Linked DNA regions of Homo sapiens: region 2 is linked to region 1. Evidence: chromatin loops called from intact Hi-C (ENCODE). Cell type or tissue: heart right ventricle. All regions are shown on one strand. Links, peaks and the distances in the headings refer to the core of each region. The heading gives the core; the rest is flanking DNA. Region 1 overlaps LOC107986098 (a long non-coding RNA gene). Region 2 overlaps PDZRN3 (PDZ domain containing ring finger 3).

The links. A loop is a pair of places that touch in the nucleus more often than their neighbours do. Peaks named below come from ENCODE experiments on the same cell type or tissue, not always from the same donor. Only the 100,000 strongest peaks of a DNase experiment are listed, where the experiment ranks them.
Region 2: it touches region 1 in a loop (5-fold over the local background); 10 of 110 quality-filtered maps call a loop at or near these places.

Annotation. Positions count from the first base shown.
Region 1 is chr3:73,108,455-73,124,895 of GRCh38, forward strand. LOC107986098 (a long non-coding RNA gene) reads left to right here. Exons shown (of 3, transcript XR_001740754.1): 2 at 5,768-5,882. It also overlaps the pseudogene RNU2-64P. Among named protein-coding and RNA genes, the nearest start is that of EBLN2, 55 kb to the left of the region's middle. RefSeq lists enhancers at 1,858-2,420, 2,421-2,982. In heart right ventricle, for the core only: no CTCF peak of the experiment used is centred there; no DNase peak of the experiment used is centred there.
Region 2 is chr3:73,472,665-73,489,105 of GRCh38, forward strand. All of the region lies in intron 3 of PDZRN3 (PDZ domain containing ring finger 3), which reads right to left. Among named protein-coding and RNA genes, the nearest start is that of PDZRN3-AS1, 140 kb to the right of the region's middle. RefSeq lists enhancers at 11,876-12,115, 11,907-12,440. In heart right ventricle, for the core only: no CTCF peak of the experiment used is centred there; no DNase peak of the experiment used is centred there; H3K27ac peaks cover 2,209 bases.

The sequences.
Region 1 (16,441 bases), core at 5,720-13,719:
GGAGTCACCTAGCTTAAACTCCCAGCTCTGCCATAAAAATATTATTGAGCAGGAAGTTCACATATCGTAAAATTAACCATTTTAAAGTGAACAATTCAGTGGCGTTTAGTGTACTCACAATGGTTTGTAAGCACCACCTCTACTCAGTTCCAAAACATTTCCGTCACCCCAAAGTGAACTCATTCATCAAGCAAGTTCTCCCCATTCCCTCCCTCCCCCAGTCCCTGGCAACTATTTCAGTTTTGTCTCCATCGATTCATCTGTCTGGATACTTCATATAAATGTAACTGTACAACATGTGGCCTCTTGTGTTTGGGTTTTTCACTTAGCATGATGTTCTTGAGGTTCATCCATTTTGTAGCATGTATGAGTACTTCATTCCTTTAAGACTTTAATAATATTCCTGTGTGCGTGTGCGTGTGTGTGTGTGTGTATAAACAATTTGTTTATCCTATCCATTCATCTGTTGATGTCTGCCATTTTTTAGCTGTGTGTAGTTGAACAAATTACTTAACCTCTCTGAACCTCAACTTTTTTTTTTTTTAAAAGACAGAGTCTTGTTCTGTTACCCAGGCTGAAGTGCAGTAACGTGATCATGGCTCACTACAACCTCTGCTTTCCAGATTCAAGTGATCTTCCTACTTCAGCCTCCCAATTAGCTGGGACCACATGCATATACCACCACTTCTGGCTAGTTTTTATACTTTTTTGTAGTGATTTTTTTTTATGCCTTGTTGCCCAGGCTGGTCTCAAACTCCTCATCTCAACTGATCCATCTGCCTCATCCTCCCAAAGTGCTGGGATTACAGGCATGAGCCACTGCACTCAGCCAACCTCAACTTTTTGCCTGACCATAATAACATAGCTACTCCTTTGTGGAATTGTTGTAAATGTGAGTGAGATAATGCATGTGAGCCGCCTGGCACAACACCAGGCCCATATTTAAAGCCTCAATCAATGGAAGTGACTACTGTTAATATGCTTTGTCTTAAATTAGTATTTCTCTTAAATAGATCCTGTGATGCAGATTTGCCTCTACATAGTTTATTTGGGAGGTAATCCCAAAAAACCTTTTTTTTTTTGAGACAGAGTGTCATGCCCTGTCATGCAGGCTGGAGTGCAGAGGCACGATCTTAGCTCGCCGCAGCCTCCACCTTCCGGTATCAAGCGATTCTCCTGCCTCAGTCTCCCGAGTAGCTGGGATTACAGGTGCCCTCCATGACACCAGATTAATTTTTGTATTTTTAGTAGAAATGGGGTTTCGCCATGTTGGCCAGGATGGTCTTGAACTCCTGATCCCAAGTGATCTGCCCTCCTCAGCCTCCCAAAGTGTTGGGATTACAGGCGTCAGCTACCGCGCCCGGCCCCAAGAAACATCTCTGGGGGAGTTAGGAACATCACAGGCGTGCACCACCGCGCCCGGCCCCAAGAAACATCTTTGCGGGAGTTAGGAACATTACAGGGGTGAGCCACCGCGCCGGGCCCCAAGAAACATCTTTGCGGGAGTTAGGAACATTACAGGCGTGAGCCACCGCGCCCAGCCCCAAGAAACATCTTTGCGGGAGTTAGGAACATTACAGGTGTGAGCCACCGCACCCAGCCGAGGGCATCTTAGTCTAAAGGGAGACATTCCAACATCAATGTTGCTCCGTGATTCCGCAAAAGACCCAAGCATTGTCTCTCTTTCCATTCTATTAGTCTTCAATGTTGGCTTGTAGCCTCATGATCACAAAATGGTTGCTGCACCTCTGGGTATAACATCTATATTCAAGGCAGGAAAAAGCTGAAGTACATCTGTCCACTATATCAGGAAAGCAATTTTTCTCAGACTGCCCCCTTCCCCATCAGATTTTTAGCTACTCTTTAGTCAGAAGTGGGTCATAGACATATCCAGCCACGAAGACAGCTTGGGAATTCATGCACTTAGCTTTCCAGCATCTGTAGCAGAAGCAGATCAGGAAGAAAAGGGTGGGAAAAAGGTGTGGAGTTACCCAGTCAACAGTGTCTGCCAAAGAAGAGTGAACCTAAAAGCACTTCAAAGCCATTTAACAGCAAATTTTGTTAGCAAATTTTCTTTCCAAAGCACTTATCTTAGTTTTCTTAAAAATGACCATGTTTGCGTGGACCGCTCTCCGCCAACAGGTGTCTTCCACAGACCCCTCTCGCTTTAGCCCTCAGTCTCTTTCAATTCTGTCTTTTCTCTCGGTCCATAAAAACAAGGAAGTCGACCCCAGTGGAGCCTAGTCTCCCCACGAGGAGGCGGCCCCGGGGGTGGAGTCAACCCTGGAGGCCACGCTCTGTGGGAAAGCACGGGGCATGCAAACTCGAAATGAAAGCCCGGGAACGCCGGAACAAGCACAGGTGTAAGATTTCCCTTTTAAAACGTGGAGAATAAGAAATCAGCCCGAGTGTGTAATGGCGTCAATAGTGGTGTGGACGAGACAAAGGCAATGAGGCAAGGAGCGAGGCTGGGGCTCTCACCGCGACTTTAATATGGATGAGAGTGGGACGGTGACGGCGGGGGCGAAAGCAACGGTAACGCTTCTTGACCTTTGGGCTAAGATCAAGTCTAGTAACTGTTCTTATCAGTTTAATATCTGATATGTTCTCTATCCGAGGACAATATATTAAATGGGTTTTTGGAGCAGGGAGATGGAATAGGAGCTTGCTCTCTCCACTCCACACATCGACCTGGTATTGCAGTAGCTCCACGAACTGTGCACCCCTTTAGAAGGGAAGAACACTGCAGAGTAGCTTGCACACCTAGTATCTGTGATATGCTGGTTTTCCTATTCCTTGAACTACCTTGAAGTTCCTGGTCTGCGGACATAAGGTGGACTTTTCGGCACTCCCATTTTCGCTGTGTCTACAGCACTTTGGGAAGACTAGAACCCAAAACGAGACTACCCGTTTCTGTATCTGCATGCAGAGAGAGCGTGTTCAATGTTTCTTGGAGGTCCTTAGATCTCAGCTTGGCAGTCGAGTGGTGGTGACCTTTTAAAGGAACGGGGTCCACCAGTGTGGCCCAGCCTGGACTTGAACTTCTTCCTCTTTTTTTTTTTTTTCAAGTTCTAGATACATGTGCAGAACGTGCAGGTTTGTTACATAGGTATGCATGTGTCTTGGTGGTTTGCTGCATCTACCAACCAGTCATCTAGGTTTTAAGCCCATATGCATTAGGTATTTGTTCTGATGCTCTCTCTCCCCTTGCCCCCCAACCCCGCCGTCAGGCCCCGGTGTGTGATGTTCCCCTTCCTGTGTGCATGTGTTCTCATTATTCACCTCCCACTTATGAGTGAGAACATGCGGTGTTTGGTTTTCTGTTCCTGTGTTGGTTTGCTGAGAATGATGGCTTCCAGTTTCATCCATGTTCCTGCAAACGACATGAACTCATTCTTTTTTATGGCTGCGTAGTAATTCCACGGTGTATATGTGCCACATTTTCTTTATCCAGCCTATCACTGATGGACATTCGAGTTGGTTCCAAGTCTTTGTTATTGTAAATAGTGCTACAATAAACATACATGTCCATGTGTCAAAAAAAAAAGACCATGTTTGCACTTGTGTCTAATCAGATGACATAATGTTCAATTTAATTCATTTATTATTCAATGCACTTAATTTAGTTGATTTATTGTAAATTATATCACAGCTGACATAAGCAGGTTTAGGCACAAACGCAGGACACTCAAGGGGAGCACCGAGTCAGCAGCAGGGAGGTGTAGGGGGTGCCTGTGCCCTGGGTGAGCGAGGGGCCTCAGGTAGGGGTTTCGCTGAGGGACTGTACATCAGCAGCTAATCGGGAAGTAAGCTAGACGGGGGTCAACTGAGAGAGCTTCTACCCATCAAAGCACTGTGCTAGGCTCTGTGAGAAATACAGATAAGAAGTGAGATTTACGCTGTCCTAACAGCACTACCTGCTGATCAGGGATATGAGTAAAGGAGGGAGTAAGCTTAGATGGGCCTCAATGATTCAAGAAGGTGGGGAGAGAGGAGTGCTGAGTGCTGGACAGAACAGACTGTCCAGGTAAAAAGACTACAGTGGACACTGCCCAGACCCAGCCCACATCCTCTCTGCCTTGCACTGCAGTGCACACAGGCCTGATTCCAACGGCCAACACTGGCATCCTTTTACCTGAGGATTTTCTGACTCAGGTAAACAAACACACCTTACTCTGACCCAAAGTGCTGGAGAATTAGCACCCCCCCTCCCACCCCCAGATCTGCCTCCCAGATGACTGGCAGGAGCCACTGTATAAGTCCCCCAGCCCTTTGCCCTTGGCGTGATGGCTCTGGGGTGTGCTCTGCACTGCTTCCCAGAGCTGCCCAGCAGTGTTAAGCTCCGGGTGCCTACAGTGGTAGCTGGCCTGATAACGCCATCTGGACGGGTTCCTTCCTTCCCCATCTCACTTCCTAACTCCCCTAAAAATGTTTCTTGGGGCCAGGTTCACGCCTGTAATCCCAACACTTTGGGAGGCTGAGGAGGGCAGATCACTTGGGTCAGGAGTTCAAGACCATCCTGGCCAACATGGTGAAACCCTGTCTCTACTAAAAATACAAAAAAAAAAAATTAGTTGGGTGTGGTGGTGCATGCCTGTAATCCCAGCTACTCAGGAGGCTGAGGCAGGAGAATCACTGGAACCCAGGAGGCAGAGGTTGCAGTGAGCCAAGATCACGCCACTGCCCTCCAGCCTGGGCGACAGAGCAAGACTCTGTCTAAAAAAAAAAAAAAAAAAAAAAAAGAGAGAGAGAGGAGAGTATTTGATATATAAGATTATTAAATATCTGCATTGCTTAAGCCATTCTTAATTGCAACCCAAAGCATTCTTAATTGATAAAGCTTCTTCAAAGAACTTGAATCCAGAATTCAGAGATGGTACATTATGGCTGTGGTTCATGCAAGGAAGATGTGCAACTCCAATTAGGGAACCCATCCTTAAAGGTATTCATCGTTCATCAAAATATTGGCTAGTGATGATAATCTATATGTTTGAAGTTAAAACAAAATGTTATGTATGTAGCCCCAGATGAGATGAGAATAGCATCAGTCAAACCCACAATGGGAGATATTCTACAGGATACCTGGCCAGCACTCATTAAGACTGTCAGGGTCATAAAAAAATGAAGAAACCCTGAGAAAATCTCACAGTACATGGGAGACTGTGGGGACATGATGACTCAATGCAATGTGGTAGCTTAGATTGGGTCCTGGAACAAACAAAAGGATATGAATGAAAAAATTGGTGAAATGTACCAATGTCAGTTTAGTTTTGACAAATCATGATAAGATGTTAATAACAGGGGAAACTGGCCTGGGGCAGTGGCTCACACTTGCAATCCTGGCATTTTGGGAGGCCGAGGCGGGTGGATCACTTAAGCTCAAGAGTTAGAGACCAACTTGGGCAACATGGCAAAATCTCATCTCTATAAAAAGATCCAAAAAAATTAGCTGGGGATGGTGGTGTGCACCTGTAGTCCCAGTTACTCAGGAGGCTGAGGTGGGAGGATCACTTGAGCCTAGGAGGTTGAGGTTGCAGTGAGCTATGATTGCACCACTGTACTCCAGCCTGGGTGACAGAGTGAGATCCTGTCTCAAATTAAAAAAAAAAAAAAAAAAAAAAAAGGGGAAACCAAGTGAGGGGTATAAGGAGACCCTCTGTGCTATCACTGAAACTTTTCTGTAAATCTAAAATCACTCTACAATAAAATGTTTATTTTCAAAAATATTGTGTATATATTTTTTTGTTTTTGTATCTCATCTGGACAGATTCTTGATTAATTCACCATTTCCCAGCCATTGGAATAAGAAGTGCCTCTGTAGCATTTGCTGGTGCTCACTCAGACATCTGCCTTTATTTTTGTGGACAAAGAAAAATTTACAGGTAACTTTCTCTCCCTTTCTAGTTTACAGCTCACAGCCAGCCTATCATAAAGCTGCTCGTAGTTTCAAAAAATTATTTCATTCATATATTTAAAATTTTCATTTATATTCTTTATTTACATCTTTTAAATGGAAATAATTTAATTTTTACTATTTAATTTATAACAATTACTTTTACTAACTTAACATTTAATTTTAAAATGTTATTTTATTGTATCAGGCTGGGAGAGAAGCTAAACAAATATGGTGGCCAGAGTTGAATTGTGCTATCTTTGCCTGTTGGTGGCCAGTGCCTTGGGGTTAATCCTTTCCTCTTGAGGTCCATGTCCGCTTGGGGAGATTGATCCACAACTTCATTCACATTGACTGGGGTGGGAAAATGACCCAGGCCAGTCACACACACAGCAGTCTGCTTGGGATAAGAGTCAGACTCAGGACTTTGCTGGAGTTCCCGGGAATGATGCCCTCTTTTTTGGCTGGGGATGCTAAGCTGCAAGATGTGCTCCTGGAGCTGGTGACATCTGTGCCATCATCAGAGCAGACGCCTGCCTGGCAAGGAACCCAGAGGAAAGTGGAACCCAGGCTTAGAGATGAGCCTTCCTGACATTGTTTGAGCATCTGGGATCCAGCTACGTTCAGATGGCTGGGCTTTTCCATGTACTGAGCCAATGAATTTCCTTTCTCTCTTTTTAAAGCCACATTGAGTTGGATTTCCATTTCTGTCACTTGCAACCCTAGCAGTTTTGTTGGAACAGTGGCCCTCACTGCTGTTTGATTATGGTGTGTCCTTCTTGGCCCTCCCATCATCCTGCGTGTGAAACCACACACTGCCAAGTATTGCTCAATATTCCTGATTGTGTTGGGTGGGCATCCTTGCTCTGCCCTCTCTAGCTGACAGCAAGTTAGAACCAAGGCAAATTCCTTAATTGCTCAGAGCTGTAGTTTCCTTGATTGTAAAATTGCGGGTTTGGGTGGGGGTGGGGAAGACACCCTCTATCAAGGGGCTGTTGGGAGAATGAAACGAAGTAATGTATGCGTGGCATTAACACAGTTTCATATTAAACATTTGCATTTGAGTCATTTTTATCACTGTTACTATAAATAAAAGGCAGGTTATCACAGGCAGCAATCCTACCTTTCTTCTCTTTGTATCTTCCACAATGCCTGGCTTATAGCTGGAGGTTGGAAAAAATTTTAAAGTGTTAAGGGCTTTTGTGCCAGTTTCTAGGAATAAAAAGATAAGTGAGACACAGTCTGTCCGTTCCAGTTCCTCAAGGCTGGGGGGAGCCATGGCCTGATTGAAGACCAATCAAGAATAAAGATATGGCGGGGTGAGGTGGCTCATACCTGTAATCCCAGTACTTTGGAAGGCTGAGGAGGGAGGATCACTTGAGTCCAGGCGTTCAAGACTAGCCTGGGCAACATAGTGAGACCCCGTGTCTATAAAAACTAAAAAAATTAGCTAGGTGTGGTAGGACACCCCTGTAGTCCTAGCTACTCAGGAGGCTGAGGCAGAAGAATCATTTGAGCCCAGGAGGTCGAGCTTGCAGTGAGCCATGATTGCATCACTGCACTCCAGCCTGGGTGACAAAGTGAGACTCTGTCTCTAAAAATAAGAAATTAAAAAAAGAATAAAAATAGAACATAACACATGGCAGTTCACTAAGGCAGCACACATTGAGCTGCTCCTGCCTGCCAGGCACCATGCTAAGAGAGCTACAGTGAATAAAGACAGGAGGCTCCTGCTCTCAGCCAGGGCCCATGAGAGAGGTGAGCAACTTGCCCATATAATTTTAGGAACAGGTAAAGAGGTATTGTATAAATGGAGTAAACCCTGTGTTTGAAGACCTCTTATCCAAAAAGCATCCGAATTTTATGAAATATTGGGTGGATGGTCCAAAGCAAAAAGCCTTCCCAAATAATAGAATGGGTCAAATGGCCTCTCTCACCTAGGTAGCCCCTACTTTTTTTTTTTTTTAACGAGACAGAGTCTTGCTCTGTCACTCAGGCTAGAGTGCAGTGGTGCGATCTCAGCTCACTTCAACCTCTGCCTCCTGGGTTGAAGCGATTCTTAGCCTCCGAGTCATGCCTGGCTAATTTTTGTATTTTTAGTAGGGTTGGGGTTTCACTGTGTTGTCCAGGCTGCTCTTGAACTCCTGACCTCAAGTGATCCACCCGCCTCGGCCTCCGAAAGTGCTAGGATTACAGGCATGAACCATTACACCCTACCGCCCCTACTTTTAAATTCAAACAAAAACAAAAGCAATAGTTTAAAAATAATGATTTTTTTGATGCATGATTGTGTGAAAAAATATTGATACAGGAACAAATAAGGTCTCTGTTGTTACTACTTCTAGAACTTGTCTAAAAAAAGTAGATTTTCTTTTGTGTTTATTCTTTATAAAAAAAATCACTTAAGAAGCTAAATGTAAGCCATTTCAGAATTGCAGATGTGCAAAATCTTTATGAGAAATATTTGACCTGATTTGTTTTACTAATTAACAAATAACCCTCCCCTGAATAGTATGTTTCACCCGACAGCACATTTTTAATCAAGGCATACATGGTAGCAAACCAAGGTTTCTAGGAAAACCATGAAAAGTCACCTCGACTGGAAGGATGGAGCGCGTCACAACAATAACACAGCGGGGACCTGGATGAGAGGAGCAGAGAGTTAATTTGTGGAGGGGAATGAATAGTCCACTTGATGGAAGAACAACTTTCTGCCCTGTCTGAAGATGTGACAGATGGCCATGAGGAGATTGCCCTGGGATGGCTCCCCGAGGGGCTCAAGGTGAGGCCTGATTGTCGTCCAAGGGCCGAAGGGATCCAGTGGCATGAGGAGTGATCAGAGGAGAAGTAATCTGGAGAGAAAAGATGTCAAAGAAGCCCGTTTCCATTGACCATGATGGTTGGGCCAAATAGTCTGAGTGTCTCTTTCAAGATACAACAGTTGGAAATATCAGGGGTGTAGGGAGAGAATTCGCTGTCATCCCGGCGGGGAGGCGGGAAATGGAAATACTGAAGCCATGTGAGCTCTGCTAGGCCACAGGGCTGCACCGGAACACTGAAAAGTGTGTCTTGACATACACAGGCGGAGCTCAGGAACCTCAGAGAGGTGGGAAAGAGAGGCTATAGGAGGAATCCAATTCCCCCAGGCACTTAGGGAGAGAGGCTGTGTCTGGATATAGGGCCTTTTATATTTCAGGACATTGCTGCATTTCATCTCCAACTTTAAAAAGTTAGCCTTTGATAGTTTTGGTTTATGCAGGTAGTTGAAAATAATCCTAGTGGTTACGATTCTACATTAAAGGAGGAGCTTAATGTAGTCCTTCTCTCTTCCTCCCTGTTTCCTTTCCCCTCCCCTCCCTCCTTCCCTCTCTTCTTTCCCCTCTTCCCTCCTTTCTTTCTGAGGGAGGCCTCAGGTGGAATTTTAAATCTAAATGACACCTCCATTTCTACGAAGTAGATTTTAAAAAATCTTAACCCATTTCTGTTAATAAACATTCAATCATTATAGAAATGTATAACCTTAAAAGTAAACGTCTCTCGTGATCTCACTTCCCATGGATTATGACTTTTTATGGTGGCATATAGTCTTTCACATATTGATTGATTGATTGATTGAGACAGGATCCCACTCTGTCACCCAGGCTGCAGTGGCGCAATCTTGGCTCACTGTAGCCTCTGCTTCTTGGGCTCAAGAATCTTCCAACCTCAGCCTCCTGAGTAGCTGGGACTACAGGTGTGCAACACCATGCCCAGCTATTTTTTAAAAAATTATTATAATGGCCAGGTGCAGTGGTTCATGACTGTAATCCCAGAACTTTGGGAGGCCGAGGCAGGCGGATCACGAGGTCAGGAGTTCGAGACCAGCCTGGCCAACAAGGTGAAACCCCATCTCTACTAAAAATACAAAAATTAGCCAGGCATGGTGGCAGTCACCTGTAATCCCAGTTACTCAGGAGGCTGAGGCAGGAGAATTGCTTGAACCTGAGGTGGAGGTTGCAGTGAGCCAAGATTGCACCACTGCACTCCAGCCTGGGTGACAGAACGAGACTCTGTCTAAAAAAAAAAATTATTACCATTATTACTATTATCTTTTTGTAGAGACTGGGTTTCGCCATGTTACCCAAGCTGGTCTTGAGCTCCTGAGTTCAAACTCATCCGCTCGCCTTGGCCTCCCAACGTGCTGGGATTAGAGGTGTGAGCCACCATGCCTGGCCTTCAGATTTACTTGTAAGATATATGCTAATATATTATTGTCTTATCAGAAATGGGACTGTTCATACATCTTTGCTTTGCTCCCTGTTGGTGGATATTGGTATCTGTGACTGCCCATTATCTTTGAACACCCTTGTTATGTTTTGACAATTTTCCATAGGCCGATTTGCTTTGCTTGCTTAATGACCTATGGTGGAGACTTTTCCATACGAGGACTTGTAGATCCACTGCTTGCTTTGTTTGATGACTGTGGCTGTGTGTTATCCTATTATATGTCTGTATAACTGTTTTTTTCACCCATTTCTCACTAATGGACTGGAGTAGAATGTATAAATTTGGAAGCTTTCTCTCTCTCTCCATACACACACATCCTAAAAAAGTTGGAGTTTATAGCACTTCTTTATAGGGTTTAGGAAGCCATGTATATGTGTGTGTGTGCATCTGGGATCTGCACAGTTGTGCATTTTTCAATGGCAAAGGAATCTCTTTGTATATGCATTACTTATGTATGATTATATTTATTGCATGGGTTATGAGAAAGCTGTGCTGGTGAAGATGGTGAAGACCCTGCTCTTCCTGGAAAGTCTTGATAAATAAGAAAGAGGCTGCAGGCTGCAGATCCATGCTTTGAGCTATGCGGGAGCTAGATGTGCACAGAATAATGTAAGACCCCCACTTGCATAAGAGAAACAGAGTGGCCACAAGGCGCTAAGAATGAAGAGCAAAGTATAGTAACAGGGGATCTTAATAAATGATGTTTTAACCATGGCAGCATTTCAGGAACTCGGGGGTACAGAAAGAAGGATGCTAGGAAAGAAAGTAATGTTATTCCAAAGTATGTTGAAAGGAAAGTTGGATAGCAATAGAAAATAAAAACATCATCTAGAGGTCAAAATAATCAGGGTGATACTCTCTTGTCTAGTAATTTGGGGGTGAAATTAAATTATCTTTCCTTTGCTCATGACAGACATTGTCGATTTATCACAGCATCTTTTTTTTTTTTTTTTTAAATCTTTCAACCCAGAGGCAGCTTCACATGTCTTCTTTCTTTATTGTTTTAGGCCAATTTAAATTAGTCAGAGCTGACTAGCCAGGTAACTGTTTGCTATCCAGGTCTATAGAGATCTCCTCTACATGAGGGGCCGGAGGTCTGGGTGGAGGGGCTTAGCAGAGGCTTTGATGAATTCTGCTGCTGTTTCTAAACCTTCGTCTTTCCAGGGGAAAACAAAACAAAACAAAACAAAACAAAACAAAACAAAACAAAACAGCATGGAATGGTGGCACAAGTGAAGAGTTTAGCATTATCCTTAGTAGAAGCGAAGTCACTTGTCCATTTGGGAACTTTGGGTAAATTACCTAATTTATCTTGGATTTAATTTGCTTGTTTGCAAAGTAGGGAAAAGAATACCCTACAAGACCATAAGAAACATTAAAAAGTAAATGGCACGCTATTTGAAACAACGCAAGTGCCAGATACACATTCTTCCTTTGACCATCATTTAAAAAATTCATTCCTAATAGTTCTTATATATTAAGAAATGCATCCCAGGCATGTCTACACACCTTCAGTGATCAACTCATGCCGGTCTCATCCTCTCCTCCTCCTGCCACACTTTAGCCTTTTTGTTTTATTTGGTTTGGTTTGGTTTTTGTTGTTTTTTTTTTGAGACAGAGTCTCGCACTGTCACCCAGGCTGGACTATAGGAGGGCAGTGGTGCGATCTCAGCCTACTGCAACCTCCGTCCCCTGGGTTCAAGCGATTCTCATGTCTCAGCCTCTTGAGTAGCTGGAATTACAGGCACACACCACCATGCTCAGCTAATTTTTGTATTTTTAGTAGAAATAGAGTTTCTCCATGTTGACCAGACTGGTTTGGAACTCCTGACCTCAAGTGATCCACCTGCCTTGGCCTCTCAAAGTGCTAGGATTATAGGCAAAAGCCACTGCACCTGGCCTGGCCATTTGATCTAAATAACAGAACCATATCTCTCTGACCAGAGTCATGGTTGGAAGGGTTGGTCTGTTACCCAGGTGGGCCGATGAGAATATCCCATTCCCTGGCTGCTGTGATTGGTCCATGAGTGAATGCAATTGGTCACTCAAGCTGGTCCAATCAGAGGTTTTCCTTGGACTTTCTCAAATTGGACTGGGGAGAAAAAGGCCCTGTTTTCTCTGGCCAAGGATATAGGGATGAGAGTCTGGGAGTTGTGTGTCAGGCCTCTGTGATCTCTGGCATTTGACAGATAGTTCTGTGGGAAGAGAGACTGCAGAAGTGCTGCAGAGAAATGCAGAGACAGGAGATGGGTGGGAAGTCGAGAGAGCTCCAGTTCATGGCCTTAGCTATTCCTGGGCCCATGCCTACACTGCTGACACCCTGATTTGGGAATGTGAGCCAGTAAATTCCCCCTTTCTCCTGAGCTGCTTTGAGCAAGGTTTTTTGCCATCCATAACCAAGAGAATGCTGACTAATAGAATACCTAGGCAGCTGGTGTTTCCATTTTAAAAATAAGACTCCTGGGTTTAATGTAAAAGTTGAGGCAGGGCTGGGCCAAGGATTTAGTCCTGAGCCCACTGCCCTGCCTCCTCCTTCTATCCACCCTCAAAGACCTCATCTGTACCATCCCAGGGTAGGACATGAAGGGGAGGTGGAGAGTACTGCTACTGCTCTATTGGGAAATACCAGAGTAAAGAGGAAGAGGGCTCTCTCTCTTCCCTTCATATTAATGTCGTTTACGGTCTGCCTGCTAAAAGAAAATACTCCTATGTATTTTATTGGGAATATGTAGGTTATAAGCAATGCATTCAATTTACTACAAGGAGAAGATTTATTGTAAAGATACAGAGAGAGGAACTAGGCCTCTGAGGCTCTGAGGCAGCTGCTAATAATAATGAGAATAGTAAATACTGTCTAGGGCCCAGCTAAAGTGGTAGCCACTTCTTGATTCCTGTAGAGTGTGGGAATAGATGGCCTTATATGGCCAGTTTTTCAAATATTTCTGTAGAGGCTGAAATTCCAGATTTTTAAACCTTGGCTCTGATGCAGGATAGGCAAGCTCCAGGACTGGGGCTTAGCCTGGGAGGGTTCTTGGCTTTGCCCAGGAAAGAACTCAGGGGTGAGCCAGTGGTGTTAAACAGCGACTTTTATTGAAGTGGCAGTGCAAAGCAGCAGAGACGCTACTTCTTGTGGAGCAGGGCTACCCCACTGGCAGTGTGCCCAGGGTAGCAGCTCAGAGGCAGTTTTATAGTCATATTTATACCTACTTTATTTATATGCAAACTAAGAGGTGGATTATGCAGAAATTTCTAGGAAAAGTGTGGTAATTTCCAGGTTGTTGGGTTGTTGCCATGGAATGGGGTGGCAGCATCTGGGTGTTGCCATGGCAATGGTAAACTGACATGGCCCAGTGGTGGGTGTGTCTTATGGGAAACTTCTTCCACCCCCATCCCTGTTTTAGCTAGTCTTCAATTTGTTCCTGTGTCTGAGCCCTGCCTCTGGAGTTGAGCCCCACTTCCTACCTCAGCTCCATTAAAACAAAGCTACTTTGTGGGCCAACTGAAAGATATACATACCCCAGACTGTGGGTTGAAGGGTTTGTGACTGTTCATAACATCAAGTAGGCAGCCTTTATAGAATTTATGAGTGATTCAAAATTTCCTGTCTTCTTTATGGCTTTGCCACTTAAAAGAAATCCCCAACCAAAAGCACAAGCATCAAAAGAAAAATTAGATCAATTGAACTTCATTTAAAAAAAAAAGTTGGTTCAAAGGATACCATCGAGAAATTGAAAGGACAATTCATAAAATGGAAGAAAATATTTTCAAATTATATATCTGATAAAAAACTAGTATCTGGAATACATAAAGAAATCTTACAACTCAACAATAAAAGACAAATAACCCAGTTTAAAAATGTACAAAAGATTTGAACAGATATTTCTCTAAAGATTATTTATATATATAAAAATATATAATATATATGGCCAGTAAGCACATAAAATATGTTTAACGAGTCAAAACCATAATAAGCTACCACTTCATACTCATAAGGATAGCTATAATAAAAAAGAAAAACAATTACAAGTATTGGTGAGGATGCAGAGAAATTGGAATTTTCATACTCTGCTGTTGGGAATGTAAAATGGTGCACACTGGAAAACTGTCAGTTTCTCAAAAGGTTAAGCATAGAGTTACATATGATCCTGCAATTCCACTTCTGGATATATATACCCAAGAGAATTGAAAACATATGTGCACACAAAAGCTTGTGCATGTGTTTTCATGCTTGTGTATGAAAACTTGCATGCAGCATTATTCATGTGAGCTAAAATGTAGAAACAAAAAAATAAAGCATGCAGCACTATTCATATTAGACAAAATGTAGAAACAAAATGAATGTCCATCTACCAATGAGCAGATAAATAAAATGTGGTGTATCTCTACATTGGAATATTATGTAGCCATAAAAAGGAATGCAGTATTGGTACATACTATGACATGAATGTTTCTTAAAAACATGCTAAGTGAAAGGAGCCAGGCACAGAGGACTACATATTATCTACTTCCATTTATGTGAAATGTCCAGAATGGGCAGCTCTCTAGAGGCAGAAAGTAGGTGACTATCTGCCAGGGGTAGGGAGGAGGGGATGGGGACTGGTAGTATTATTGTCTGTGCCTTTGTCTACTTCTGAGCCTATGTTCTGGAGAAGTTCTTAACAAAAAGAAGCCATTTCTAATTAGGCCAACGATGCCCACTGTAGCTCTTAGCTTCCCTATAACCCATCAATCCTTGACTGTGATGACTTCGTGTTCTTGATTAATGGCCTTCAAGAAGGATTTCATTTCTGCTGGATTTTGACAAATTGTGGGATGGACTGAGACCACAAAACCTGTTTTATCTTGTGGTGTCAGTGAGGTTTGAACCTAGGTCTTCAGAGATGAAAAATTACTTATTTAGCCCACTCTATCAGGAGGCTTCCCTTGATCTAATCCTGTGTGGCCCAATGTGTGATGACCACACAGCCATGGCAACCATTGACTATTAATCCAATGCCCACAAACAGAGAAGAGAGCTGCTCTGTATACTGAAAGACTTGGTTGGCTCAGCTGTGTTGTGTCAGTAAGCCATGTGATCAATGGAGGAATGGCCATAAAGTATCCTTGTGAAACCTTGAAAGGATTTGGACATTTACAATAGTGAAATGGGATGTTAGGTATCAAAGGATCAGTCGCTGTAGCTGTTAAAATCAGGATTTAGGGATTTATGATGCTCTTTAGTTATTCCCTCTCAATTGCCAAGGGATGAAATTTGACATATGGCCTTTCCTCTTGTTAAAACTCACAGGTCAAATGTTGTAAATTCTGTTTTCATCCACCAGGAGGAATGATAAAGCAAAGAATTTCTTTATGCAAGCAAAGGATTAAAGAATTAATAATAATCAGCATGTACTGGAAATTGTTATGCTTCAGACATTGTTCTAAATGCTTTACACACAGAATAACTAAGTTATCACCCTGTGAGATAGGTGCAGTTACTATCACCATTTTACAGATAAGTTCACTGCGGCACAGAGAGGTTAAATGATTTATCCAAGGTTACACAGAGCCAGGATACAAATTGAGCCTGCCCCTAAACCATTCTGTCGTAGTAACCTGAGTGGTATGCTGAGTTAATCCCACATACACAGGTTTCTGCACTTCAGGACTTTTGGAGCTTTAAATGTGGTAATAGACATTGAAAAAATCTCTTCATATCTGGGTGTAGGATATGTCATTTTTCAAATTAATTAATTGCTCAACTCAAGAAGTTTGTAATTTTGCAGAGAAGCTGAGTTCAAACCCACACAGTCTAGTTTTAGGGTCAACATATTTATTATTAACTATTTTGTTACACTGACTCTCAATGTGGTCTACTTTCCCAAAGCTGTTCTCCCTTAAAATGACTTAAAAATGGCAATGGTGAATTCTAAAATCTGTTTTAGAAGTGAATCCCTCACTCTGGCATAAGTAAATACTACGTGTTGGTCTTGGCAGAGGACATCTTTCATTTTTGCCTGGCTAGGGGCTATTATCCCTTCTTTTATTGTATTCCAGTTTTCCTTAGGGGGTCCCATATTCATTGAGGACAGAATCTGAGCTAAGCCAAGCAGACACTTCCTGAGATTTTGAATTTTTTGTACTTGAGCCACAAGACTCAAGTACAAAAAATGGTGGGAGCAGCTGTATCCCTATATGGAAAACCCAGTGATGCTGGTCTGCCTGCCTCCATGGAGCTAACTTGGCTGTGTATTTTCTGAGACTGGGCTGTTGTATCAGTTATTTATTGCCATGATAATGGTA
Region 2 (16,441 bases), core at 5,196-13,195, 360 kb after region 1:
ATCAATTTAGGAATGATTAAATTGAAATTTGTAACACTTTCCATTATTAAACCTTCAATCTTCATTATGGCAACTTAATGATTACATCATGGCTGAGAAAAACAAATTATGGGTAGCTGGTATCGTTCAGAAAGCTGGATTAGCAAGTAAATTGTCAAAAACACCAAAAGTTTAATATGTGTGCTTGTATAAATGACTGTTTGACATGTACAAAGGAATATCAAATTACTATTCACTTTCCAATACAAATATGCATTCAAGATATACCATGTTGGTCTTTACTGCATTCTTTGTCTGTTTATATAGATTTAATTAACGTGCAGTGAATGGACGATATCTGGGGACCTCTCAAAATTCTAGGCAAACTTGGATGTGTACACCTGAGCCTTATCACTGAAGACAGTCCAAAGATCCTAAGAGCCCCTAAAAGGAGTGTAACAGATAGAGATGCTCTCTACTTAATATCTCTTATTAAGTGAACTCTGTGTATATATTCTACAACCTTCCACTATGTCTTTTTTCCTGTGTTTCATCTCAAACTGTAGTTATAGTTCTCTGACCAAAAACTCTTTCGCAGAAATATTTTTTTTTCTCTTTGTTTTAATGACAGGGCCAATATTTGGTGCAAGTTCTCTGCAAATTCTACCATTAGCCACATCCTTCCATGTCCTGGCAGCCAACTGAGACCCCAGGAGGGCTCCATCTGTCTTTGGGTATTGACATTTTGATGGGTTCTAATTGTAGGCAGTCAAGAAAGAATTTGAAATTCAGAGGAATGGGAAGATTGTTGGTGGCAAAGAGGAAAAAAAAAAACAGAAATTGGAGATACATAGGCCCATTTAAACATTATAGGAATTATGGGGTAGGTGACGATCACAATGATGATAAAAATGGTAAGAAGAGTAAGGGAGAATTTAATCATGAATCAGATGACATGCTAAGCACTTTCATTGAAATTCAATCTTCACTATAATCCTTTGAAGTACTACTCTTTTCCTTATATGATATATGAAGAAACAGAGGCTCAGAGAAGTTAGGCACTCACTCTGAGTAAAATGCCAGGAGCAGACCCACGTGGTGAGGAACTGAGGCCTCTTGCCAAGAGCCATGGGAGTGAACCTCGAGGTGGATCCTCTGGCCCCAGTCAAGCCTCAGATGACTGCTGCCCCAGTCAACATCCTAACACAGCTTTGTGAGAGACCCTGAAACAGAACCACTCGGGTGAGCCACTCCTGGGTGTCTGACATTCAGCAACTGTGTGACATAATAAATGGTTGCTGTTTAAGTCACTAGGTGTTGGAGTAATTTATTACACAGTAACAGATAACTAATATACTTGTCACACATCTACTAAGCGGTAGAGCCTGGACTCAAACCTAAGCTTATCTGGCTCTAGGGTCCATGTTCTTAACCACAGTGCTACCCTGTCTCCCTGATGCTTCTAAACCATTCCTTTACACACCTAGTATCTTCTTTGGGGGAAAACACACATTAATTTTGCTCCCACTGCCACGTTGATAGGCACTTTCAGAAGTTGCTATGGTTTTCACCAGCCTGTCAATCACCAAAGAAAAAGATCAAAGGTAACATGGTTCATGGTACAGACAGATGGGAAAATTCCCAGTGCTTGGCAGGTGCGCCCTTCTCCTTGCTTTGATCAGCTTAGGAAGTTTACTTTACCTATGCAGTATTTCTAAAGCAAACTGCTATCGGTGGTGTATAATGAGCAAATACAATCACATCTTATAATTATCTTATTCATTAAAAAAGGTGGAGCAGATTAAACTCACCAAATACCATCTTCCACCATGGGGTTTATGTATTAGAGTAAATTTACTGAACAATAAGATCATCCTCTTGTGTTCCATCTTCATTTAAAAATTGACTCAGTGAAGCAAGGCAGCCTGCAGGTCCGCAGTTTCATTGCGATCTAAGCTTGGTTTATGTTGAGAGTACTGAGCAAATGCTATGGTTGTGGCAAGGGTGTACACTTTTAAGATCACAGAATAGGGAGGCACTGAACAAAAGAGGAGCAGCAGGAGCCCCATCCATTTCAGGCCCTGGGAAAGGTTCCCCTTGCGAAGTGAAGGGGGGAAAATGGGCCATAAGGTATTAAGAAAGGAGCAAGCTGTGAAATGAACCAAGGGGTGGATGGTGAGGTTCATGACCCTGCAGCCTCATAACACAGTCCTTCAGCCCTGGGGTGGCTAATGAAGGGTGATGCCTGGAAATTAATGGAGGGTTGTGGGGTGTGAGGGTGAAAATGAGAGCACAGTGGTTTTTCCACAGTCTTTTCTGCTCAAAGAGTCAGGCAGAATGGTTATTGAAGCTTCCAGTACTTAGATAAGTTAATATTTCACCATTATATTATTAGAATGAGCAAGTCCAGGCATTGAGTATCCAAGCATCTTCTTTTTGAAAAACAGAAGGGACCACCAGCTCTACACAGAAGAAAGGGAATAAAGACAGGCCAGTCTGGCTCCAAGCTCTGATGTTCATGAGGCAAGGGCCTTCATTTTCTTCCGTTTTAATTCAAAAGGCCCCTTTAACCAAGAAGACCCTGCAAAAACCCTCCACTGAGAGATCATACCCTAATCACATCCTTCCAAAAGCCTCACAGATATTTACGGCAAATACAAAACACCAAGCGTGCTGACTTATGAAAGGCGATTTGTTCATCTGTGAATTGAGACCTGAAACCTTTCTACTTTCCTGTTAGCTGTCATTTTTCTCCCACAAATGAAATGAATAATTCCTCCTCATGGCAGTCAATTTCAAATTCACAGGGTTCCCCCCCCAACTCTGAACCCATTATGTTTTGTTGCATAAAACCCATCTCATAAAATAAACCTCTCAAAGTTGTAAATTAAAAAATAAACATTCTTGAGAAAATGTCAAATGCAGGCCTGAGAGAAAGGCCAAAAAATCCATTTAAGGGAATACTGCAGTGAATCCATCCCCAGAAAATCGGGGGAAAACACTCAGATGGGTGATTGAATATAAATTCACTGCCTTCAGCCAGTTGGTAATGAAATGAACTTTTACCTAGGGGTTGCTATATACTTTTAGAACTGACTGTAAGATGAGCCATGCCCACAGTACTGGATGATCAAAAAATATGTACCAGAATATTAAAGTAAAAGCTGGAGTGAAGAAATGGCAAAGGAGCAAATGCAAGCGTTTGATACCATCTCAGGATATGCAAATTAGAAGCCACAGGAAACACCCTTCAAACATGCATGGTGGTTGCACCTACCCGCAAAATGTACCACAGACTGATTGCTTAGGCTGATAGGCTTTTGGTGGCAAATCCTTAATTTCAGGCAAGTTTTCCTAAGCTCAGCTTCCCACCTTCATGGTTTTGGAATGTGATTTAACATTCTTAGAAACACAGACCACTGTGGCAGTCAGCCTCCAACATGGCCTTAATGATCCCTGCCTCCTGGTACACAGGCCCTTGGATAATATCTTAGTTCGTTCTTGCATTGCTATAAGGAACTACCTGAGACCAGATAATTTATAAAGAAAAGAGGTTTAATTGGCCCACAGTTCCACAGGCTATACAGGAGCATGGCTGGGGAGGCCTCAGGAAACTTACAATCATGGCAGAAGGTGAAGGGGAAGCTGGCACATCTTCACCTGGCCAGAGCAGGGAAGAGAGATAGACAGTGAAGGGAAAAGTGCTACACACTTTCCAACAACCAGATCTTGTGAGAATTCTATCACTAGACAGCACTAGGAGGATGGTGCTAAACCATGAGAAACCACCCCCATGATCCAATCATCTCCCACCTGGACCCCCCTTCAACATTGGGGTTTACAATTCAACATGAGATTTGGGTGGGGACACAGAGCCAAACCATATCAGGTAGTATGTTCCCACACTGTCCCAAGGTTGTTGTGTGTGACCAACAGAAGATGGCAGGACTGATGGCTGCTACTTTCATGGTTAGGTTATAAAAGACACCGCATCTTCCATTTTTTGCTTGTTCTTGTACACACGTACCCTCTCTTTGATCATTTGCTCTGGGGGAAGCCAGTTGACGTATCACAAGGATCCCTTTTGGAAAGACCTATGTTGAGAGAAACTGAGGCCTCTTACCAATAGCCAGTGAAGACCTGAGGCCTTGGCAAACAGCCCTGTGAGTGAGCCGTCATGGAAGCCGACCCTCAGCTGAGCCTTCAGATGACTGCAGTACCAGTAGACAGCTTGACTGCAACCTCATGGGACTACCCAGCTAAGTGTCTTCCAGGTTTATGACCCTCAGAAATTGTGTGAGACAATCGGTTTTTTTTAAGCACTAAATATTAGGCCAATCTGTTACACGCAATAGATAACTACAGTAACTACCATTGATACCATATATTTATTGAGTTCTTATAATGTATCAGACAGCATGTGAAATGTTTTTCATGAACTATCTTGCTTAATAATGGATCATATTCTATTATGCAGGCACCATCATTATTATACCTTGATACACCTCATGGGGTTGTATTATAGATTAAATGACAAAGCATTTAGAACAGTGCCTGGCACACAGTAGGCACTAATTAAATGTTAGCTATAAAGACTATTATTATACCCATTAGGCAGAGGAGAAAACCAAGGCTCAGCAAGAGGAAGTATCTTGCTCCAGGACACATAACTAGGAAGCAAAAAATATAAATTCCGGGTCTCTCTGGTTCCAAGATCCATCTTCTTAACTCAGAATGTCATCTCTGACAAAGCAGTCTCCAATGAACAAACAGAAATGCATGCTAAAAGTGAGACAGATAATTCCTGGATTGTCCACAGTCTTGGATTAACCATAGTCTTGGATTATTAAAATTAAAGTCTGCTTGGTGAGGGCTGCTGAGCCAACAGTATTCCCTAATGTGCAAAAATGTTCTCCAACATTCAAAAATAATGAAAACAAACGCTCATGAGCAAAAAATCACCCATAAATCAAGATTTTTAAATTCCTATTTAAGGATTTATTGAATGTCAATGACATTTAGGGTATGGAACTGGCTAGATGCTGCCATGAATCCCTAAATCATCACTATCTTTGTGTATCAGTCCATTCTCACACTGCTCTAAGAAATACCCAAGACTGGGTAATTTATAAAGGAAAGGAGGTTTAATGGGCTCACAGTTCCACATGGCTGGGGAAGCCTCACGATCATGGCGGAAAGTGAATAAAGAGCAAAGGCATGTCTTACATGGTGGCAGGCAAGGGACGTGTGCAGGGGAACTGTCCTGTATAAAACCATCAGATCTTGTGAGACTTATTCATTATCATGACAACAACATGGGGAAAACCTGCCCCCATGATTCAATTACCTCCCACTGGGTCCCTCCCAAGAAACACGGGAATTATGGGAATTACAATTCAAGATGAGATTTGGGTGGGGACACAGCCAAATGACATCACTTTGAGATGAAATCAAAGCAAAGAAGGGTGAATTTGCATTACTTTGGCCAAATCCTGAATCTGTATAGAACTGTGATCTAAAACTTGGGGTTTCCAACCCCAGGACTGGTACCAGTCTGTGGCCTGTTAGTAACTGGGCCTCACAGCAGGAAGGGAGAGGTGGGTGAGTGAGTGAAGCTTCATCTATATTTACAGCTGCTCCCCATCACTTGCATCACCACCTAAGCTCTGTCTCCTGTCAGATCAGCAGCGACATTAGATTTTCATAGGAGCATGGACTCTACTGCAAACTCTGCTTAAGAGGGATCTAGGTTGTGCACTCCTTATAGAAATCTAATGCCTGATGATCTGTCACTGTCTCCCATCACCCCCAGATGAGACCATCCAGTTGCAAGGCTCCCACTGATTCTAGATTATGGTGAATTGTATAATTATTTCATTATATATTACAATGTAATAATAATATAATAATAATGTAATAATAATAATAATGTAGTAATAATAGCATTACAATAAATGTAAGAGGCTTGAATCATTCCAAAACCATCAACTTCTGCCCCGCCCAGTCCGTGGAAAAACTGTCTTCCATGAAACTAGTCCCTGGTGCCAAGAAGGTTGGGGACCACTGACTGAAAAGGTAGTTGTAATAGTTGTAAAAGGTCAGTAATAGTTGTAGAATTTTAAACTGTCAAAAGAAAGGTCCAGTTCTCTGAACCATGTTGCTTTTTTCTTCACTGCATCCCAAGTGGGGTTATAACCCACAAGAGATTAAAATGGGGCTAAAAGAAACTACATGCTAATAATGGTTAAAAACACATTTTGGCCAAGTCTTACAGAATGGATTAATCAGCATTTAGCCTTTATTCTCAGAGCAGAAACTTAGGTTCTATGTGTAATGGCAAAAGTCGCAATTACTTTTGCACCAACCTAATAATTCAGCACTGAATGAACATCTGTTCACTATCAAGACTGACTTCCATGAGCATTTAAAAGAAATGTGGCCTGAATCCTGTTCTACCTTCAATAATTCTCTGCTCCTTTGAGCTTAGACTGCTTGAAAAAGGTCCTGGCTTTTAAAGATCTCATTTCTTTAGGATACTGTCATTGTATATCAGAATAACCCAGCAACTTCAAATAAAACTGCCACTCTGAGCATCCATGCTCTTTCAGCCCCCAAGGAAGAAAAGTTAAATTCCTTCTGTTTATCAATGTTTTCAAGTTGTAAAGAGACCAATTAGCAGAATATGACCACAAGGGTCTCTCTGGCATGGACAGGCTCCTTTTTGCCAGCATACACCTTCTCAAAGTAAAAAAAAAAAAAGTGACTTCCCTTTTCACTGTTATTTCATTGCTTGGCCACATTCAATAACTCTCCAGGAATACCGAGGGGAGTCATCCACCAGCCCGCTGTAGCTCAGGCCAGGCACCTGTCGGAATTGTTCAAACCCTTCATCGGTGCATGGCTCAGCCTGAGAAGCCAATCACGATTTGTGCTGGCACAGCAGAGTGCTTCAAAATGGTCTTTGTAATAAGAGTTTGCTGAACAGGCCCAAGCCTTTCCCTTTTCCCTTGGTCTCAGCCTCCTCAAATAACATAACCAGATGGATGGAGCAACCCCCAAAAATCCCATCTCCCCTGCCTGACCCCAGCCCAGGCCTGTGCTCCCAATGCCTTGTGTGAACTCAACTCCCCTTTCACAAATGTGGTGGGGACTCACGTTCACTATAAAAGAAAAATATGATTCATACATGGCTATAGGTGGTATTATTTTGTAAAACTAAACATGTATGAGTTGCGGGGGGCGGGGGTAGATGATGAGGGGAAGGAAAGGAAATTAGATTAGCTGCAAGGGACAGGGTAGTACATTGGAATACAATTTCCAATACAGATACAGGCACCAGGTGTTCCAATAAACTCTTTTGTTTGTAATGTGATTTTACTGGGGGCAATCCAATTATGAAGAAGTTCAAGCCACCATCCTTGGGGTAGGACCTGAGGCCAGGGTCTAACTATTAATAACTCTACTAATACTCCCCCATCACTAGACATAGCAGTTTGCCCTTGGCCATTGTGACTACCTGTCAGAGAATGCCCTGATTCTAAAACCACTGGGGCATGAAGGCCAGCCTGGCTGAAGCCACTGTTGTCAAAACAGTGGCCAACAGGCTATAATGACTGAAAGAATTCAAACCTCTCAGAGGTTAGCACCTGGGGCGGGCCCTTTGTGATCTGGTTTTAACACCTCCCTTGACCCTCCATATTCTGAAGCCTCTGTTGAAATTCAAGCAGAATTCCTTGGCTCTTGTTCAAGATCCAGGCAAGAAGTCTCAGACCTTTGGTTTTCTGCACACATAAGTCTCTCGGCTTGGGAAGGCTTCCAAATTTTAGTCTAACTTCTTTGTCTGGCTCTCTTCTCAATCATGCTGACTGCATACTCCACCCTGTTCTTTCCTGGACATACTCTCTAGCCAGCTTTTCAAGCCTGACATAGAAAGTTCTCCCCTGGCCCTCCTGCCTACCCCATCACCCAGAGTGCACGCTTGCCTCTGTAAAAGCACATGGAGAAGCAGGGTTGATATTTCCACTTCTTTCCCCACCATACTGTGTGTTCCTTAAAAGTCAAGTCTTGTCTTTAATTGATTCTGTATCTCTGGCATCCGGTACAACAGCATCACCAGATGATATATCTGTCTAAAGAAACAGTGTCCTTCCCCAAGCCCTGCTCCCAACCTAGTACGCATACTTTGGCCAAAGACCCTTGCATTCATATTACTTTCTTAACATGTTCCATAACATTTTCTCTCCCAACAAAATAAGAGCACAAGCTGTTTCTATAATTTTTTCTGGTCACTGATGGCTTGTTTATATATACTATTCCATTTAATGCCAATCATCCTAAGAATTACATACTCATATTATTCTTCATTTACAGCTAGGGAATTAGGGCTTGAGTAAGTGATTGCCCACAGTCATGTTTAGTAAATGGCAGAGTTGCAATGTGGCCCCAGCCTGTACTGATGCAGATACCCGTGCTCTCACCTCTATGCATACAGACTTCTTGCTCTCTAATGATTCCTACATGGCTCTGAGCCCTCTGACACAAAGACTATGTGCGGTCATTAGGCACAGCAGAGGGTAAATGGGTCACAGTGCTCAGCCAGGAGTTTATCACTTCAGAGACTAAACTTTTCCCTTGACTTAGAAATAACCAAGAATGAAGAGAATACAATTTATTAAAATTAATAAAATGTGTGAGGGCAGGATTCTTTTTTTCTTTTTGAGATGGAGTTTCACTCTTGTTGCCCAGGCTGGAGTGCAATGGTGTGATCTCGGCTCACCGCAAGGTTCAAGGGATTCTTCTGCCTCAGCCTCCCAAGTAGTTGGGATTACAGGCATGCGCCTTCATGGCTGGCTAATTTTGTATTTTTAGTAGAGATGGGGTTTCTCCATGTTGGTCAGGCTGGTCTCGAACTCCCGACCTCAGGTGATCTGCCCACCTCAGCCTCCCAAAGTGCTGGGATTACAGGCGTAAGCCACCACACCTGGCCTGAGGGCAGGATTCTATCTCCTATAAGACTGAAAGCTGGACACAGAGATACCCATTGAGTTCATGAGCAGCAAACCTCTTACTCTTATTTCTTGCCCTTAAAAATGGAAATGTTCAAATTTATAAATAGGTTGTTCATAAAACTTAAAGAGTGTAATTTTAAAAGTATAATGGACCTCAACGATTATTCAATCATTTTATAGAAAAGAACAGTCCAGAAGAGAGAAAAAGACAAAAAAAGAATTCCTCCTTCCCTTCCAAAAAACAGAAACCATCCCTTCGCACCCCCACACAAAGCTAGCTAGTGGTAGCATTAAGGACTAAACACAGATGTCCTAAATCACAGCCTAGCATTCTTTCCATTATGCGAAAATGGCAAACAAATGGTTTTCAACATTAAGAGCATCTTTGATAGATTGACAGTGGCTGCCTGGAGTGATAACACTGAGAGCACTCTGGAGCCATGGGTGGACTCTGAGGATAAGAATGTGATGATTAGTTATGTCTGACGCAGGTATGAGATAGAAGCAGGGAAGAGCTAGCTGCTCCCTTATCAAGTTTGTTTTTCACAGAACTGTGTCTATTTAATTGTACTGTATTTATAATTCATTTCAAGAACAATTATATGCATACCACCACAGGTTTAGTTCATTAGATTGTTTCCCTGTTTCTAAGAGAAAACACATTATGATATAAACCCTGGGCCCATCCTTAAAGCAAAGCCACAAAGAAAAGGAGATAAATCCACTGGAGAGTCTCAACTCTTCATTCTCTTCTAAAAAAAATAGTGGACAACTTTAGATAGACACAACCTCTCCTACGCGTTTATAGTGACTGTCATTCATCTAGGCGTCTCAGAATGGCCAAATCACACATTTACTACCTGGCTCATCTGAGGCTTTTGTTGTTATTATTGTATTTGTTTTTAAATCTCTGACAGTCTTCAACTCCATTTTTTAAAACATCATGTACCCCAAAGGTGGCAATTCTCCTCTGTCTCAGAAATCCCCTAGGCAAGCTCAATTAAATACCTAAACACACTTTAAGGAGTTGGGTAGTGCCCTTGGATATCCTCAGGGCTGGTCTGGACAGCCCCCCAGCAACAAAAGTAAAGGACCCCAGGTTGCTATAAGACACCATTACATAGTGACACAGAATTTATGGGATCTTTAACTTACACTGTTTCTGAGGACAGGCCACAACCTGTTGTTTATTCAGTGCAGATTCAGAAGCTATGCTACTTGCTTTGGGTCAATCCAAAGAAGGCACTGCTCTCTAGCTTTCATCATTACATATGCAGATTTTTCCTTGGACACCAAGGGGCTTAGGAAATTGCTTTTGATGGTACTTATTTTACCGTAAATTAAACTCTAGTGCCTTAGAGAACAGAAGAGAACAAACACGCATGCCTTGCCTTTGCTTTATAATCCAGGGTAGAAGATAAAACTTTCTCCGTACTTCAGAGGAGGTCAATTAACAAAGAAAAGATTACTGTGATTGTCACAGAGATACCAGGCATCTGAGTGGCTGCTCAAAGCACTCAGAAAGGAGAATGTCACCAAGAAAAATCTACAAGGATGAAGGGAAGAGGCTTCATTTTGAAGCAATTTATAGGAAGCCACAGAGACGTTCCTTCTTGAACTTGCTTTTTCCCCATTTGTAAAGTCAACATAATGAAGATGCAAGAAAGAGCAGTTGACTTAAACCCTTTTAGTTAGATGCATTTTTAATGTAAGCTGGATACTCTTGTCAACCATATCTTCACAGTGCTGTTGGCTGTCCCAGGGAGGAAATGTGCCCTGGGTTCACAAATGCTGAAGTGTTTACAGAAAAGAAGAAATGTATTTTTGCATTTTCCAGATGCTATCATGATGCTCTTTCAGGTTTCCTGCCATTCTCTCTTTTCTGGGGAAAGTGGCTGCCACATAGTTAAGCAAATATATACTTATTTTTTAAGTGGCATATATGGAAGTGACATAAATTAATTGCATATGCTACAAAGTGAGGTAGATAATATGAAATCTAGAAATGACAACTACAACCCAATCAGTGAACAGGTGAGGTGGGTTTAATTGACCATACCAGGAAGGGTAGCCCAGAAGGAGGAGACAGTGAATGCAAAGGCGTGGCAGCAGAACATTCCCAGATGTATTTGGGAGGCAGTCTGGCTGACGTTTGGGTTGGGCAGAGCCGGCTACAGTGGGAAGTGGTGTGTGTGAAAAAGGCTGTGAAGGGCCTTGGAGGCCAGGCAAAGTGACTAGAACCATATTCTTTACTGGGAAGCCGTCAGAACTTTACCCATTAGGAAAATATATATCAAATCAAGGTTTTAGAAAAATTTTAATGCTTGAACGTATTATAAAAGAAAGGACTGCAGGAAGGAAGAAAAAAGTGGAGGGACGTAGAATCTATGGAAGGAGGTATAACAATCCTGGCAAACATGATGCGGGGGCCTGGGGTGGATAAGGAGGGGATGATATGAGAAATAATTTAAAGTTAGAACTGGAAGGAATTGACAGCGGGTGTGTGAGAAGCAGAGTCTAAAGCATCTCTAAGGTGTCCTATGTTAAGAAAGACTGGAAAGGCAAAGAGGAGGAGAAGGAGAAAGAGAAAGTGCAAGAGTTTGGATTCATATACCTTAGGTTTGAGGTATATTGACATTTGAGCAGAGATGTCCCAGATCAGGGTTCTGGAGCAGACGCATGGGTGATTTGGGAGTTGCCAAAGTCATGAGATTACCCAGTGTATGCACCAGAGTGGTGAGGTCAGAGGATCATTTTCCAATGGAGGGGGGTGGTTAGTTCGATGCCCCAGAGAACAGAGGGAAAGGTGAGAACTGACAGTATGTGTTGGATGTGATGGCAGAAAGGCCCTACAAATCCTCTGACAGAAGAGCTTCATGGAGAGCTGGGGGAAGAAGATAAACTATAGCACAGATAGTAAGGAAAGAAAAGAAAGCTGCAGCAGATTGTTCTTCCAAGCTGACTAGTATTAAAGGATAAGAGAGAAATGTAGCAGTACCTTGAAGAGGACTAGGTATGGCTTTGGGAAGGAGTGAAATACAGAAATATACTCGCTGCTCCTAGTGTGGTCTACAGACCAGCAGCACCAGCAACACCCATGAGCTTCTTAGAAATTCAGAATCTCAGGCTCCTCTGCAGAGGAAATGAATCAGAACTTGCCTCTTAGCAAGATTCCCAGCAGATGCGTTTGCATATGAAAGTCCTAGAAGCTGGTATAAAGGAGGCCTGGGCTTTCTTTTTGAGCAGACTGGGAGGCACCCGAAACCAGGGCGAGCCAACCTTCTCCTAGAGGAAGTGAGATGAGATTAAAATAGAGTAAATTTAACTTTAAAATGAAACCAGAAGGAGCATTCATCTATTCTAACCTTTCTTCCTTTGCCCCAAGTAAGCGACAAAAACAAGCTTTTTATTAGTCTCAGTTCTCTGACTTGTAAAACAAGAAGAATGAAGATACCTGTCTCAAGACTGTTCTGAGCATGAAATATTAGGTCGGTGCAAAAATAATTGCGGTTTTGCCACTGAGTGGCAATTACTTTTTCACCAACCTAATATTACATGATAGACACACATAGCCCCAGAAAAAAATCTGACATACAGATTCAGCACTCAGGAAAATTACCAATTAACTTATAATTGGTAATATCAAAATAATTTATATTATTTTATAATATTAATATTTATAATATTAATATTTTAATAGCATCATCGTGGAATAAGAAATACTTTCCTCAAACTCTTTTTACTTCTTTACAAAAGAAGACCCTTACAGATTCAAACAAATTTTGAAATATTTTTCAGTGGTTTAGAGCTTGCTCCTAATTCAGATTCTTCGTGGTTGAAGTAGTTTTCCTACTACTACTTGGCTACTAAAACTTCTGGCAGCTTCAAAGTCAAATACTACAAAGCATTGCAAAGAATTAAGCTCTTATTTTAGCATAGGTGAGAGTATTTTAATCTTCCAACAACTTTCTGAATGAGATCTTGGTCAAGTCCAAACTTACTGGTGGCAGGAAATGCTAATTTTAAACTATAAGACGATGAAAAATCATTTTTCTAATCCAAGCACCCAAAGAAATGCAAGTGGCATGCAAAGAGTGACAATTAAATAAGACAATTTCAGGGAAACTGGCAGGTAATCTGATATGTGTTAGCCTATCCATCTCCACTTGTAATGTTCATAAAGAAATTTGGAAAAGCTTACAGGCAAGGCAAAGATGATAAAAACCTCTAATTACAACCAAAAGGCAGTCCATATAGCATCTCTATCAAGTAATTAACAACATGCCTGACAATGATTGCACGTGACTTGCTGTTTCCAATTTCTTTAAGTGAATTTTAAAGCTATTAGCAATGCCCTTGCCAGCACACAGCATGGAATGCGGCTGAGCAGATTTTGTGCAAAAAACCTTTATCTTCATCAGAGGAAGGTAAGTGGATAAAGCTGACAGGAAGCTGGGAAAGAGCACGCTGCAAGAAGAGACTGCATAGTGAAGGAAACAGAAAAATAATAAGCACATTAGCAGACAGTGGGGGCTGGGAGATGCCAGTGGCTGGGAATGGCTCGCTTTTAGGTCAACAGCTTGAATTTGACTCTGATGGGCAATAACTCCAAGTTCTATGGCCTGTGTAAGAGCCCATGGATAGGAGGGGTGGGATTCCAATCCAGGCACAAGTGTACAGCTGGGGATTCCCATGGCTTTGGAGCTGGCAGGGCACTCATAGAATGGAGAAGAGCATGAGGTGGAAGGAAAAAAAAATCAATCCACCAAGCATTATGATTCTTAAAAGCCTGAAAACAGCCCCATTAAACCAGCCAAAAAATAAACAAAAAGCCATGCATTTGTTCAATGGTTACAGAATTTCTGTGTAGGGTAATGAAAAGGTTAAGAAATAGAAGTGATGGACGTAAGACAACGTGAATGTAATGTATGCCGCTGAATTGTACATTTAAAAATGGTTAAAATAGTAAAATAATAAGTATATTTTACCATAATTTTAAAAGAAGGAAAAAGTCATACATGCAATTTGTCAGGTCTATGAAAGTTTCCTCAATGTAGCATTGGTTAAGTTGGGAGGCAGAGCTGGAAGATATTTTGTTTTGTGATTATTTGCAAAGCTGGCGGTAACTGATTGGCATAGATAACAACTAAACGTTATCATCGGACATATCAAAGGTCAGATATTTTATTTCATATCAGGAAAACTGATTATTTGGAAAGGACTGGAGAGATATAAATAAATCAACCTAAGAAACAGCCTTAAACTTATGGCCTATTATAAGCTAAATCTTTGTCTAGTTAAAATGTCTTTTTGCTCCAAAGTTGGTGCCCACTGTATTTTACACCTTGTCTCCTCTTTCCCCCAATAAATTAGTTAAGACATCTAAATATTCAAAACTTCTCATCTACATGAGAATCAAATGGATTTTTATAGCAATATAATAAAAAATCCACAATATTAATTGACTTTTAATAGGGGCATCTAAATGTCAACTTGCTGGATTTTTTTTCAATAACTTCAATATCTCTAAATTTATAGGTATTTCCTACATGATAGTGTCAGGTTCTAAAATTCAAGCCACTTTCTAGAAAAATTTTTTTTAACTATAATAAATTTAAGTGGCATTTAATTCTGTGCCTTATTATTAGAGGGTCACGTTCTTCTTTAAAAAGGAAGCAAATGATTTTTTACCTCTGGGGGGAAAAGCCACCAATATAAGTACTTAAATAATAAAACGGAGCAGAGGAACCTAGACAGTCATTTTAAACGTTCACTCTTTACACCTCCCAGGAGAAGGCTGTCTTTGCTTTTCTATGTTTTCCGAGGGGTGGACTAATCAGTTCATTACAATACACAAGATGAAGATGTCACAATTGCTTGATCCCAGCTAATGACTGCTGGGACTGTCCAGGCCGTTTCGAAGCTCTGTTCTCCTGTGACCCTAAGCTTTCTTCTCTGGCTAAAACTTACTTTCTTTTTTTTCCCCCATAAATTTGGGACAGATATGCCCCATTAAATAGCCAAAACAATCACAACCTTGATTTTCTCCAAGCACCTATAAACAGCTCTTATGTAAGCTGAATAATTCCTGTGTCACTATTTGAGGCAAATGCAGAACATTTTTGAAACCCATCTGACCTTTCCAGCAATTTCTTGCTCTTTGCCAGAAGCGGGGCCTTTGGCTGCTCATTACTTAAAGCATTCACCTTTAAGGCCATTTCACAACAGGGCAAAGACTCCCAGAAACATCACCTAATGAGAACCCTAGAAACCATTTTCTTATCTCACAGCAGTGTGTAGGAGAAAAACACATTATATGCCTACTGTGGGCTGATATTCCCCAATTTTAGATAAGCTCTTTTCAATAAGGTTGCAACGGTGGCACTAGGCTTTTATATTTCAAGGGGGCAAATGAAAGGCACAAAGTGTTCTGAGTTTTAAATTAACTGCCACAACAGGTGCCAGCACAGGTCTGATAGCTACCAGATGAAACCCCGTTTTAAGGAAACAAATGAACTAAAATGTAAATTTTTCTATTAAAGGTTTCCTTGGGATTAAAGCCTCTGCCTTTTAGGAAGAAATTAACCCAAGATGGGGAGGAGTAGAAAGATACAGCTACCACTTGGGGAAATTAAAGGCTATGATGATAAAACTTACCCTGTCTCCAAATATCTGCCTGCCCCTATCAACCTTTCCTACTATCTCCCATGGTACTCTCCTCCCTAGTCCCCAGGCCCCAGTCACAAAACCTTCTTTCAGTTTTTCCAATGAGCCAGGTTCTTTCCTACCACAGGGTCTCTGCACAGGCTGTCCCTGCTGCCTGGAACAATCTTCCCAGCTCTTCCCTTGGATGCTACCTTCTCATAGCTTGGGACTTGGCTTCAATGACTTGTCATCCAAGAAGCCACCTGCCTACCATCTCTACAAGTCTCTCACCTTCTCGGCCTTTCTTTGTCCTGACCTCTTTGTTTATGTCTTACTTAGCCCTTAGAAGAAATTATATTCATAGGTAAGGGGAGGCATCTTCCTATCTTTCTATTACCAACAGGGCTGGCTTCGTGCACTTAGGAGAACCCTGTGCTTGGGGCTTAATGCTCTAGTGGTTGTCTTAAAATTCTAAATAATTTTATCTTAAAATTTGTGTTTTGTAAGTGAAATTTGATGGGATCATGGAGCATGCACTGGGGACCTGGAGGCTTGGCCCCTCCTGGCCCCCTCCTCCCCATCTCTGCTGCTGATTTCCATCCTTGGTGGGGCCTGGGAGAGGCGAGGGTTGGAGTCAGGTGTGTGTGCCTGTAGTGGGTGGGCATGACAGTGCCACAGTGTGTTCGATAGGCCTAACGCATCCTGGCACATTGGTTGCCATATCTTTGGGCATCATGCATTGGGTGTGGATTAGGGCTGCAGGCCCTTGGGATGGGGGAGATACCTGGCTTGATTTCCCCAGCCCCAGC